Regions from separate parts of the Homo sapiens genome. Here region 2 is linked to region 1. Evidence: chromatin loops called from intact Hi-C (ENCODE). Cell type or tissue: Caco-2. All regions are shown on one strand. Region 1 has its middle 19 kb from the start of L1TD1. Region 2 overlaps KANK4 (KN motif and ankyrin repeat domains 4).

Region 1 (2,500 bases):
GTGGGTGCCTGTAATCCCAACTACTAGGGAGGCTGAGGCAGGAGAATCGCTTGAACCCAGGAGGCGGAGGTTGCAATGAGCCAAGATCCCGCCACTACACTGCAGCCTACACAACAAAGCAAGACTCCATGTCGGGGAAAAAAAAAAAAAAAAAAAAAAAAAGACATGAGAGGTACAAGAAGGGTCAGGAAAACCACCTGCAGAGGCTGCAGAACAGTAAGAGTTAGCCAGGTGGTCAGGTGAAGGAACAATGAGGAGTACTATGGCACGGTGGCCAGGGAGAGCAGCAACATTTCAAAGTGGGATGCCAGAATAGTGAATTCCAAAAACTCCTGGATCAAGTATGACTGGAACATAAGACGAGAGAAGTGGAAAGACAGGCAACCAGGCAGACAGGCAGGGTCCCGCTCAGGAAGGGCCCTCTAAGCCACTTGACGGAGTGTGGAATTTATCCTTTCAGCATTATGCAGTCACTGATCTTGTGTTTTTTTGTTTTGTTTTTTTTTTTGAGACAGGGTTTCTCTCTGTTGCCCAGGCCACAGTGCAGTGATACGATCACGTCTCACTGCAGCTTTCACCTCCTGAGTTCAAGTAATCCTCCTATTTCAGTGTCCCTAGTAGCTGGGACTACAGGCATGCCACTATGCCCAACTAACTTATTTATTGTAGAGATGGGGTCTCACTATGTTACCCAGGCTGGTCTCAAACTACTGGCCTCAAGTGATCCTCCTGCCTTGGGCTCTCAAAGTGCTGGGAGTATGGGCATGAGCTACCCCACCTGGACAACTGAGCTGTTTTAATCTGGAGAGTTTTGTGATCAGATTTTCCCTTTAATGAAATGAAGTTTTGGCCTTCACTGCAACATTTTTACTGTTTCTCAGAGTGTGGCCCATGAACAGTTTACATCAGAACCCTGGATCGCTGCAGGTATACATGTACAAATCAGAGTCTGTATTTCAACCTAGTTTCTTCCCTGATTCGTCACTGAACACGCACAGGCGTACATACTCTAAAGTTCTTTGAAGAACCTCCAATTTAACAGCTAGAAAAGCAGAGGAAAACCTGTATCTAATATTAAAGAACAATGACTCTTCAGAAAGCTACTCACATCTTAGCCAGAAGATGGCGCAGGTTTTCCATTTACCTGGCTCCTGCCTGGCTAGAAAGATGGAAATCTTGTTCAAAAGAAATTGCTTGATCTCATTACTTAAGTCAGAAGAGGGCTCCCCAGAAATTATGATGGCAAGTGAGAAATGAGAAAGACTTATAACAGGTGGGAATAGGCATCCCATCTCCATAGATGCCACCCTTCTCTCCAGAAAGCATAGCAAATTAGGACATGTCCACAAGGCTAGAAGAGTACTACACTCCCAAAAAGAAAGCTCTAAGCATCAGGTGCGGTGGCTCACGCCTGTAGTCTCAGCACTTTGGGAGGCTGAGGTGGGCGGATCAGGAGGTCAGGAGTTCAAGACCAGCCTGGCCAACATGGTGAAACTCCGTCTCTACTAAAAGTACAAAAATTAGCCGGGCATGTTGGCAGGTGCCTGTAATCCCAGCTACTCAGGAGACTGAGGCAGGAATGAAACTGGGAGGTGGAGGTTGCAGTGAGCTGAGATTGTGCCACTACACTCCAGCCTGGGTGACAAAGCAAGACTCCATGTCAAAAAATAAAAAATAAAAAAGCTCTAATTAATCCCTCCGCCTTTTTTTTTTTTTTTAATATATTGGCTGCAGAGTTAGGGCCAGCCATTATAAGAGGGTAGGCCTTAATTTAGGAAAAACAGCAACTAGCCTCCATCCCCAGGTGCAAGTGAGAGAAGACCTCTAGTCCCAGCCGGGTACAGTGGCTTACTCTGGTAATCCCAGCACTTTGGGAGGCCAAGGTGGGCAGATCATGAGGTCAGGAGATAGATACCATCCTGGCTAACACGGTGAAACCCCATCTCTACTAAAAATACAAAAAAATTAGCCAGGTGTGGTGGCACGCACCTGTAGTCCCAGCTACTCGGGAGGCGGAGGCAGGAGAATCAGTTGAATCCAGGAGGCAGAGGTTGTAGTGAGCCAAGATCGCGCCACTGCATTCCAGCCTGGGTGACAGAGCGAGATTCCATCAAAAAAAAAAAAAAAAAATCACCTCTAGTCCCAGGGCTAGTGGACGGGGATGCACCAGGTTCCCTAGATTGTTGAACCCATCTTGCTGGTTCTCTTCCTTTGCTCCTAGTTTGAGTCCTGGCATCAGTGAGGGCTAGATGCAGAGCCCACCACGTTGGGACCTCCACTGAGAGTTAGTTTTGTGTGAATCAAAATGAAATTCTAAGCCCCCCAACCAACTGAATGGAGACCCCCACCCCCATTCTAAAGCAAGCCTGAAAAACCAGTTCAGGCCATCATGGGAAGAGGGGATCAGACAAGCCTCATTATACCATTCTCCTTTTGGAATTCAGGCACAACTGACCAGCATTAACATTAAAATAAGAGATTTTAGGCCTGGTGTGGTGCT
Region 2 (2,500 bases), 110 kb after region 1:
AACACACCCAGTTCTGGCAGGAATGAAAAAGCAAGGAAGTACCTGCTGTGACGACCAAATTACTGTTCAGTGGATCCACTTCCAGGCAGGGTTTCTAACTGCAGCGCAGACCAGAGACTCCGAGAGGCGGGGTGCAGGAGCCAGGGAGCAGGCAGCTGCCAGAGGAGCAAGGTTTCAGAGTGTCCCGGGCAAGCACAGTGGAGGGTCTTCCTACAGCCCAAAGCTGCTGCAGTTCTTAGGAGCAGAGACAGGTGTGAGGTGCAGGCACCAGACTCTACACTCTCCAAACCCTGTGCTGCTCCCGGACCTGAAAGGAGCGGGGATGGTCCAGGAGGGGCCAGGAAAGCGTCTGGGTTCCTTTATGCAGACTCAGTAAAAGGATTAGAGGGACCTTGTTCCTTCGCCTCCTGGTGCTCTAACCAAGTGAGGCTGTGCTGGGAAATGAAGCCTCACAGTAAGACACATCACATGTAGCCCTGACCTTCACTGATACTGACTGTCTGGATGTGCCTTCCAAGACCAGAGCAGGTTCCTGTCTAACCCATGCTGAAATTGATGCTGGCAAGGAGTGTCACCCTGAAACGCTGCCTGCATCGAGCCTGGTACACTTGCAAAGCACTTTCCGTCCTGTGTCTCATTTATCCTTGCATCAATGCTTGAAGCAGCCAGACCAGGGATGAATCTCCCCATTGTAAAGGTGAAGAAAATGAGAGACAGTCTAAGTGGTTTCTCTTGGGTCATCCAAGAGCAGAGTGTCCTGGGGTAAAGTTCTCTGTTCTTCCCATTGCCCTAGATCAAGTTCCTTACTTTTCTTGGAAGATTCTAGAGACTCTTGCTCAAGATGGAGGTTAGGAGACTTTGCAAAGTACACAGGATGACGTGGTGGTAGGCAAGTCTATGGAATACCAACATCACTTTTCTCAACTGGTAAAAGTATTTTTCCAGTTAGCTGAGTACGCAGACCAATCATCAGAATAAAAAAAGAATCCAAAGTATACCTTGAACTCTAAGGGTATAGAAAAAATATACTGCGGAGCAAACTGCTTCTCTGATACACTTCAAATGATCATTGACTATCCTTTCTAAACTGGCTAGAGAACAGCTGGAGGCACGCAGCATTTCTCTAAGATGCAGATGGAAGAAAAGCCCTCCATGTTACCAGCATCCCCAACCCCTATGCCTTACTCAGACGTATGTTTAAGACCAGCAGCCAGCTTCATGCTCCTACCAAGCCACACAGACCATCTCCTGAACCAAACATGTTTATCCACAAGAACTTTCCTGACAAGAATCACGGGACTGGAGGGAGGTTTGGCTCCTTTTGCAATTTAGAAATGCTCAACTTCTATGGCCCAGGTCCCTTCTGCCCCATGATGGAAAAAAAGGTGAACTGTCCAAGTCCAGCAAGATGGGGGCTAGGCCAGAGGGGAAAAGAGGTTCAGCTATCTGAAGAATGCACCTTTTATCTAAGCAATCCCTTAGGCTTTTGCACTTTACTCAGAAAGGTCAGCGCTTTGGTAGGCTGTATGGCTGCACAGGGCTGAGAAGGGCACGCTTGTTAGGTATTCACACACTCAAATAGAGCCTCTCTGAGCAGACTGGTCACAGACACAGTCATTCCCACAGAATGCAACTTAAATAGGCAGAGAAAGAAATTATGCATGTGAGACCTGTGGGTGCAGCCATCCAGGAGGGAAATCAGCTATTCTAAAGATTGACTCTACAAAGCAGATGTAATTTTCTGAGGGAAGAAGCTGGGCCAGTTGTAGGGAGAGAGGAGGCTGCATTAACCAATGAAAAATGCTCCTTGGAGGGAAAAAAGGCATTAGACTTGCAAGGAAAAAGACCCCCACTCCACATCTCTTTTTTCATTTGGATGCTTCCAAAATGTTCTTGGTCCGTGACTTAAACATACCGTAAAATCAAACTGCCAATTGCCAAATGAGGAAGTGGTATGAGCAGGCAATTCATCAAAGAAGAAATACAAATGGTTAATATTTGAGAAATGTATAACCTCACAAATTAATAAAAAAGATGTCAGATAAATCCTGACATGCCATACCCTACAATGAGCCGGGTACTCTGGTCCAATCCAAACAGCATCCTATTCCCAAAAAAACTCTGCCAAGCTTGTCCAACTCGCCTTATTTTGTTGTTGTTCTGTTTTGTTTTGTTTTAGGCTTTTAGTGCCTGAAGACATAGGTTTTAGTTTCTGTCTCTAGTGATAAGTGGAAAAGACGGATGAGGAAAGGTCTTTACTGGCCTAACCAGAAACAGAAATTAAGAACCCGTGAGTGCATTCTCTCCCTTGGACACCCCTGCGTACTGTTACTTCTATTGTCCAAAGTCAAAGCAGAGGCCTAAAGCACTTGCCCAGGTATCGAGACCATCAGAGCCAAGATTTGAATCCATGTTTTTCTGATGCTAATATGCTGCTCTTAACCATGGTACAGCAGACTCTCTTATGAGTTAGAAAAATGTTTTTTTCAAAGAGCCTCAG

The links. Hi-C counts contacts between places; a loop is a spot of excess contacts. Peaks named below come from ENCODE experiments on the same cell type or tissue, not always from the same donor. Only the 100,000 strongest peaks of a DNase experiment are listed, where the experiment ranks them.
Region 2: it touches region 1 in a loop (7-fold over the local background); 6 of 110 quality-filtered maps call a loop at or near these places.

Annotation. Positions count from the first base shown.
Region 1 is chr1:62,174,642-62,177,141 of GRCh38, forward strand. No RefSeq gene overlaps it. Among named protein-coding and RNA genes, the nearest start is that of L1TD1, 19 kb to the right of the region's middle. RefSeq lists an enhancer at 2,346-2,500. In Caco-2, a CTCF peak has its summit at 1,147 (motif pointing right); no DNase peak of the experiment used is centred here.
Region 2 is chr1:62,286,920-62,289,419 of GRCh38, forward strand. The region is part of intron 1 of KANK4 (KN motif and ankyrin repeat domains 4); the gene reads right to left. Among named protein-coding and RNA genes, the nearest start is that of KANK4, 31 kb to the right of the region's middle. In Caco-2, no CTCF peak of the experiment used is centred here; a DNase peak (open chromatin) is centred at 1,512; H3K4me3 peaks cover 292 bases.